2 separate regions of the Homo sapiens genome follow, and region 1 is linked to region 2. The links are chromatin contacts, found by Hi-C or POLR2A ChIA-PET in ENCODE. All regions are on one chromosome and are shown on one strand. Each heading gives the region's core, a stretch centred on a gene start or an enhancer-like site at or near the end of the contact. The rest is flanking DNA. Distances are from core to core; before and after follow the strand shown. Region 1 overlaps HLCS (holocarboxylase synthetase). Region 2 overlaps HLCS (holocarboxylase synthetase).

Region 1 (4,074 bases), core at 1,105-3,604, 44 kb before region 2:
AGGCAATAAGAAGACGCATCTCCTATGGCCATAACAGCCACCTGATTTTTTTTGCTCTACTTCTTTTAATTTTGTTTGTTTGTTTGTTTTCAGACAGACTCTCATTCTGTTGCCCAGGCTAAAGTGCAGTGGTGCAATCATAGCTCACTGCAGGCTTGACCTCCCGGGCTCAAGCCATCCTCCCACCTCAGCCTCCCAAGTAACTGGGACCACAGGTGTGTGCCACCATGCCTGGCTAATTTTTAAATTTTTTCTAGAGACAGGGTCTTGCTATGTTGCCCAGGCTGGTTGTTCGACTTCTTAAACAGTACATACCACCTCATCCATTTAATGTTACAAACACAATGAAATCAGTAAGTCAGAAAACTGTAGAGTGATGTGGTGAAAAACATTCTTTTTAAATGTAGTTCTACTTATTTTAAATACATTTAATTAACTAAAATTATACCAGAATATGGCTTTGGGCTTGATCTACTCAAGTAATTTATACATTTTCCCTATAATTTTGTTTGTGTCCATAAACTAGGAAATTTCCATGTAATCTGTATCAAGACAATCACAAATTCTAAATTAGTGAAGACCAAAGTAATGTTTCCCTTTACCATGGTTGGAAGTGTACAGGATATTTGGTTTATTAATTTTAAAAATTATGAGAGTAATCCCGACAGTCTGGAAAACAGAAACAAAAGATTTCATCACACATACTAACACAACGATTGCCACCTTACGCATTTTCTAGTCCTTTCTCAAAGATGCATGTTTTAAGATTTTAATCTACGAATTAATAATTTATTGAAACCTGCTTTTTACTTTAAGTGGTCTGAGCATTTCTGTATCTTGCCATAGTCTTTCTGCTGATGGACAATATTCCATTGAGTGAGTGTGTACAGAGTACTTAACTATACATCTTTGTGAGTATGAACTTTCCGATGTATCTGATCATTTCTTAAGGGTAGATTACTAGAAGTGGTATCAATGGGTCAAGGATATTAACTTTTTACAACTCCTGATGCCTACTGCCACACTGCTTTTCAAGAGGTTGCTCTAATGTACACTCCCACTGGGGTTTGAACAAGGCTTAAAAGTACCTGTTTCATTATATCCTTGCCCACCCTGGGTATTATCATTAAAAACCGTTTTGGGCCTGGCGCAGTGGCTCATGCCTATAATCCCAGCACTTTGGGAGGCCAAGGTGGGCCCATCACGAGGTCAGGAGATCAAGACCATCCTAGCCAACATGGTGAAACCCTGTCTCTACTAAAAATACAAAAATTAGCTGGGTGTGGTGGGGTGCACCTGTAATCCCAGCTACTCAGGAGGCTGAGGCAGGAGAATTGCTTGAACCCAGGAGGTGAAGGTTACAGTGAGCTGAGATCGTGCGACTGCACTCCAGCCTGGCGATGGAGTGGGACCCCATCTCAAAACAAACAAACAAACAAACAAAAAAACATTTTGGTGTGTGTGTTTGTTGGCTGATGTAGAGGGTGAAAACAGCCAACAAACACACCAAAATCATGGAGGATTAGGAAGTGGGACCTATGGTGTTTCCTTGGCTCTTCATTCAGATTGAAGACAGGAAACAACCACATAGACATATTCTGTATCTGGCTGCCTTTCCCATGATCTTACGCTTCCGTGGCTCAATGGCTGCCTTTCCCACGATCTTATGCTTTTGATCATCCATGGAGAAAAACGCAAACGGACGCAGGAATGCTCCAATCTGGGCTGTGAAGGCTCAGACAGGCAGGAGGCTGTCTGCCCAGGAAGGCAGGTCAGAAGCTGCTATTAACCACTCTGGCAGGGCAGTGTTTCTGTCAGCCTGCAGAGCACTTCAGGTTCTGGGAGCAGCTGATGGCAGAACTGTGGTGTTCTCTCCGTGGAAAAAAAATGAGGAAGTCAGCAAAATGTTCTTAAGCCATTCCGTCCACCATTTTGTCCATCTGTGTTGATTTGGCAGTGGTGTTGGCAAAGAACCTGGGTGTAGGACAATGTGCTTTGTAAACAGAAGAAAATGAAATGATAGATGCAGGGGTGCCTTTGTTTGAGCTTGCTTGTATTTAAAGTTGGCTAAATATGCCTCAGCAGAGATCTTTGGGGACATGAATCATAATAGAAAAAAACAGCAACATATAGGCTTGTCCAAAATAAAACCTGCTCACCGTGCCTCAGGTAACCCTAAGAAGCGTCCTCTGTTGTAAAAACAATTCAAATACATACCAAGTAGCAAGAATCGCATAAGGAAACCCCACATAGGATGTCCGGGGCAACAACATGCAGACCCCCACCCCTGCCGGAGCCGAGTACACACCAACCCACACATCCAGGGCTCTGGGCAGCGGTGACTGTTCAGTGAGACCGCTTTCAGCATTTGCGAGAAGCTGCTCACCAACTGCCAAGTTCCTGCTGGGTCGGCCAAGAGGTATGAACCAAAAATGAAAAAACATGAAAGGTTTGTTTTTTAAAGGCAATACATCAAACATAAAAAGAGCCCTTTTGTATGAATTTTCAGTGTGGGAGCCAGAGAGGAGAAAAAATCATTTTCCCTCCTGGGAGGAAGCAGTTTGACCTCACCTGCGACTTTTCTCTTACGGTGTGGATTTTTCTCACCCCATTAAATGTAACCTACTCTAGGTGGGTTAGTACCATGTGAGAGAAATAGGGGGTGATGGGGAATATGGCAGACAGGCAGGCTGGGGCTCAGACAGAATGCCGAGCACCCTCGAGGGTGGGCCCTCGAGGGCCACGGAAGCGGGTGCCACGGGGCTGCATGGAATGCGGCTGCTCCAAGGGGCCTGTTTGCTGGACACACAAGGATTAAGTTTCCATGGCTCCAAAACCCTTGCAGCCTCCCACCCCACCCCCGGCAAAAGCACTCTTTGCAAAAGGAAAGGAAAAAAGAACAACCAAGTTAGAATGGGGTTATCTTCTTACCACTTTCACAAAGAAAGGGCTGGCTGGGATGGACACAGCAGGTTTCCCACTGTGAAGCCATCAGAAAGGCAGCGGAAAAAAACCTCATGGCAGTTAGGTGTGGGCCAGCCACACAGACAGGAACAAGCGAGCTTTCAAACCTAGAAGGTGAGTGCGCTACCTGTCAGCGTTCACAGGACTTTGCTCTGAAGAACAGTAAAAGACCATCTCAGCACCGGGTCCCTAAATCCCCTTCCCATTAACCAGGTGCCAATAGTGAAACCTAGAAGGGGACCCTGGTAAATCACCCGGCGGCTACCCCGCAGGCTCCCAGCGCTACGCTCTGGGGACCGTCAGCCTTTTCTTCTGTCACACAGCAGGAGAATGAGCTCACTTTGGCATCTGTGTGACCAGGGACGGCTGCCATCTGTGTGTCACTGTTATCAGTGGTCAGAGCAGAAGTAGCAGGTGGAACCATGTGAAATCCCTAACATTCAACCGTTTAGACCTGCAAAAATGGCTCTTTCCTTCGATTTACCCTGATGATGACAAGAAAAGGAGAAGGGGGGGAGGGAAGGGAGAGGGGGAGGGAAGGGATGGAAGGGAAGGGAGCGGGGGGAGGAGGAGGACGACCATGATCATCAGCCAATTGTGCTACGTCAGTCCAGAGTGAGCTGCTACTTATGATTTCATTTCCTCCTTAGACTGATGGGAGCAATGACAATCCCCATTTGTAGATGAGGCACCTGCTCAGAGAACTGAAGTTACTCATCCAGGGTCACATGGCTGTCAAGAGGCATGCCCAGTACCTATGACAAACATTCATCCCCAAGTAACGAAGCCAACAACCTGTGTCTCACTCCAGAACCACAGAGCTGTTACAACACGTGGTGCCTCCTGAGCCAGCAGCCAGGGGCAAGAACGAGAGGATGCAGGGAGAGGCTCTGGGGAAAGGGCTGTGTCCCCTCAGTCATGTGACCCCCAGGCTTTCTAGAGTGACTCATGGTGAGGACAGCAAAGATCTCAAAATGCTGTCTAGACCTTAACTCTGCCCATCACCCCATCCATTTGGTTTTGTTTCCCTTTCATTTGCATGTGTAGTCACATGCTCAGCATCCTTGGGGGCAGCTGCATCTGTGGTCCTCCAGAACCCCAAGCTTTGCA
Region 2 (4,096 bases), core at 1,210-3,709:
ACTACAGGCACATGCCACCATGCCTAGCTAAATTTTTTTTTTTTTAATTTTAGTAGAGATGAGGTCTCACTTTGTTGCCCAGGCTGGTTCTTGAACTCCTGGGCTCAAGTGATCCTCCTACCTAGGCCTCCCAAAGTGCTAGGATTGGCCGGGTGCAATGGCTCACACCTGTAATCTCAGCACTTTGGGAGGCCAAGGTGGGTGGATCACTTGAGGTCAGGAGTTCAAGACCAGCCTGGCCAACATGGTGAAGCCCTGCCACTAATAAAAATACAAAAATAAGCCAGATGTAGTGGCATGCACCTGTAATCCCAGCTACTCGGGAAGCTGAAGCAGGAGAATTGCTTGAACCTGGGAGGTGGAGGTTGCAGTGAGCCAAGATCATGCCACTGCACTCCAGCCTGAGGGAGAGAGTTGGAGACTGTCTAAAAAAAAATTATATATATATATATATATATTTGATTTGGACACTGACTCTGTATGGAGATTTTAATATTCAGTAAAGGCAGAATAAGTTGTGGAAATACCTCAAATAAACAGAAGAGGATAAGGCATCAGTCAAACCAGGGAGGGATAAATCAGATAAAATGAAGAAGTTCAAACATAAGCAAGTGGTAAAGGAGCCAAAGATTCCCAACTAAAATGACTACTGGAACAACTGCAGCTTGAAAATATTTCCTGCGATCAAAATTTGCTCACGAGCTATGGACGTGAGTTTTGGGAAGAGATGATTCTCCTTTACACAACTGCCCGGATTGAAGAGGATTTGCTAGAATTTAGTACAGTGGACCTGTGAATGACACAGGTTGGAACTGCATGGGTCCACTTATACGTGGATTCTTTTCCAACCAAACGCAGACTGAAAATATAGTATTGGTGGGACGCAAAACCTGTAATGTACAGAGGGCTGACTTTTCCTAGGCGAGGGTTCCACAGGGCTCACTGCCAGACTTGAGTACGCACGGACTTTGGCGTACGCCGGGGTCCTGGAACCAATCCCTCACAGATACTGAAGGATAGCTGTATTTATCCCCTGACACACTGCAGCTCTTCATGAATACTGGGAGTCACTATACTCACCTAAGTTCTACACACTGAGGTAATGAGGTTCCAGATTCCAAATGTGGAAGTGAACTTCCTTCTTTTCTCCTTGTGAGTGTGTGGGAGTCTGTGGGAGTGTGCATGAGGGGAGAAAAGGGAATGTCACTGAGCACCAGCATGAGCATGTCCAAGTGTGACCAAGATGGGCCAAGCATTGAAAGTAGCCAGGTGGGCGAGTGGCCAAGCGCCAGAGAGGCCAATCCCAAGAGTGACTGAGCCCAGGGGTGGCCGAGCCTGACACTGTCTGGCTGCTTTCAGTGGTCCCACAGATTGAGGCTGTGTATGAAGAGACTCTTCCAGCAAACACTTTTTTTTTTGAGACGGAGTCTCACTCTGTCGCCAGGCTGGAGTGCAGTGGCACGATCTTGGCTCACTGCAACCTCTGCCTCCTGGGTTCAAGCGAGTCTCCTGCCTCAGCCTCCTGTGTAGCTGGGACTACAGGCACATGCCAGCATGCCCAGCTAATTTTTGTATTTTTAGTAGAGATGGGGTTTCACCATGTTGGCCAGGATGGTCTCAATCTCTTGACCTCGTGATCCGCCTGCCTCGGCCTCCCATAGTGCTGGGATTACAGGCATGAGCCACCACACCTGGCCCCAGCAGACACTTCTAAGGCATCCTATTCTGAGGTCAAAAATACATTTTTAGGCTGAAAGATGAGAATAACTTCTTTGGAGAAAGCAATGAGCAGCAGGAAGTGTGGGGGGTCAGGAGTTAGGCTAAGCACTCTGACACCTGTTAGAAGCCTTCTCGAGAACAGAAGATTCTCGAGATTCCCAGGTGAGGGTCTTCAGCCTCATCTCACCCATTCCCCAATGTCCTGGCCGGACAAAAGCCACAGGCTGGGGGAAGAGCCATTTCTAGCAGAGCAGGCAACTGCTTCTAAGATTTAAAGTAAATGGGGGATTCCAAGACGTCTGATTCAGATGATCAGTAAAGTCACTGATGGTTTAGTCTTTCCTAAATACAGTCATAAAGATTTTAATTTCACATTATGTCAAGAGTTTTATGGAGCCAAGGATCTTTTCAGTACGAATATGCCTATACAAACCCCACAGAAATCAGGCGGCAAAAGCAATAATCATAACTATCACCTTTTGGGTCAAAAACTTGATTAAAGCCAAATGACAACTAAAATGTATTTTATTAGCAGTAAGATGAAATCCAGAGCATATGTCAAAGCTGGACTATGAAGTCATAATTTCTCTAGATCACAGTTGGAAGCAGTAATTTTATCACTCTGTCCCTCCCTAGCCTGTAAATCCAAATATAGTTCAGACAGCAGCTCTGGGCTGCAGGGTAGTATCCTACTCACTGTGAGACTCTGGGGAGGAGCTCCACTCTCACTGGCCCAGGCAGGCCACACCCAGCCTCCCTGCTCTCCCGAGTTTATGGCCCTGGGCACCTCTCCCAATCCAGGGCAGAATCAGCTGTCACAGGAGTAAGATGCTGCCACACACCCTGGATCAGCTGTCCCCAGTAGGCATGCCATGGAGTAGTCTAATTAGCCTCTGTGAAGATGTCATGTTTTGTGAGCAATGAGGAGGACCTAGACAATTTTAGACATGAGAACATTCCTTCGGGCATGTCAGAGGTGATGCTCTTTCCATGGGCCCTTTTGTGTGTTCTTAATACCCACAAAGACCTGATTCCCATTTTTAAAATCAAACCAGGAGTCCCCTGGCTTAGAGTGGCCTTCTACACCCCACCACCACCCTGCCCACAACTAACACATCACCTTACCCAAGAATGTCATGCAAATCTGCTCATGGTCTCTCCCCACTCCTATCCCCAGTGCCACGTCCGAACCTTCATTCTTATTACGGTTTGCTTGTATTCGTAGCAGAGTCCCACAAAAGTCCCCCGAGAAAATCTCCTAGTCACTGTGACAAAACTATTCTGGAACACGGCCCCACTTACACAGCTCCATACTGGTAAGGGCCGATGTCCTTCCACAGTCACCTCTCCCACTGCAAGACAGGAGCAAGAGCTACACTTACCCTGGGGCTGCAACAGGATGATTATTTGCTTACCAGGACAGTGAAAATCCTGAGGGAATTTTTTTTTATTATACTTTAAGTTTTAGGGTACATGTGCACAATGTGCAGGTTAGTTACATATGTATACATGTGACATGCTGGTGCGCTGCACCCACTAACTCGTCATCTAGCATTAGGTATATCTCCCAATGCTATCCCTCCCCCCTCCCCCCACCCCACAACAGTCCCCAGAGTATGATGTTTCCCTTCCTGTGTCCATGTGTTCTCATTGTTCAATTCCCTGCACAGCAAAAGAAACTACCATCAGAGTGAACAGGCAACCCACAAAATGGGAGAAAATTTTCGCAACCTACTCATCTGACAAAGGGCTAATATCCAGAATCTACAATGAACTCAAACAAATTTACAAGAAAAAAACAAACAACCCCATCAAAAAGTGGGCAAAGGACATGAACAGACACTTCTCAAAAGAAGACATTTATGCAGCCAAAAAACACATGAAAAAATGCTCACCATCACTGCTCATCAGGGAATTTTTTTTAAGGCGGTAAGTGTCAAGGCATGATCTAAGCTTCTTTCTCATGTAGTCAGAACTGGACCAAAATTGCCTGTTGAATGTCAATAAACATATAAAAACTGCACGGCGGCTGGGCACGGTGGTTCACGCCTGTAATCCAGCACTTTGGGAGACTGAGGCAGGTGGATCACCTGAGGTCATGAGTTCAAGACCAGCCTGGCCAACATGGTGAAACCCCATGTCTACAAAAATACAAAAATTAGCCAGGCGTGGTGGCATGTGCCTGTAATCCCAGCTACTCTGGAGGCTGAGGCAGAAGAATCGCTTGAACCTGGGAGGCGGAGGTTGCAGTGAGCCAAGATTGTGCCACTGCACTCCAGCCTGGGCAACAGAGCAAGAGTCCGTCTCAAAAAACAAAACAAACAAATAAAAAACTGCATGGCATTTGACATTCTTGGTATTGGGACCTGACCTGCTT

The links. Hi-C counts contacts between places; a loop is a spot of excess contacts on that map. ChIA-PET counts read pairs that join two places held with the same protein, here RNA polymerase II (POLR2A). Pooled maps may share reads with other maps.
Region 1: a loop to region 2 is called in a map of gastrocnemius medialis, with 4 times the contacts of the local background. The contact joins two enhancer-like sites. A Hi-C loop is called at or near these places in 5 of 168 maps with a recorded cell type or tissue (Right ventricle myocardium inferior, body of pancreas, cardiac septum and 2 more) and 2 of 50 pooled maps. POLR2A ChIA-PET finds 5 or more read pairs at or near these places in 5 of 52 experiments (HCT116, MCF 10A, OCI-LY7 and 2 more).

Annotation. Positions count from the first base shown.
Region 1 is chr21:36,788,983-36,793,056 of GRCh38, forward strand. All of the region lies in intron 6 of HLCS (holocarboxylase synthetase), which reads right to left. It overlaps LOC105369305 (a long non-coding RNA gene), which reads left to right. Exons shown (of 2, transcript XR_937700.3): 1 at 1-4,074. Among named protein-coding and RNA genes, the nearest start is that of SIM2, 92 kb to the left of the region's middle. Within about 2 kb of position 2,355, at least 5 of the 41 ENCODE cell types and tissues checked have a DNase peak (open chromatin) inside an H3K27ac peak, as active enhancers do; they include gastrocnemius medialis, where a contact is called at or near this core.
Region 2 is chr21:36,833,157-36,837,252 of GRCh38, forward strand. The region is part of intron 6 of HLCS (holocarboxylase synthetase); the gene reads right to left. Among named protein-coding and RNA genes, the nearest start is that of HLCS-AS1, 130 kb to the right of the region's middle. Within about 2 kb of position 2,460, at least 2 of the 41 ENCODE cell types and tissues checked have a DNase peak (open chromatin) inside an H3K27ac peak, as active enhancers do; they include gastrocnemius medialis, where a contact is called at or near this core.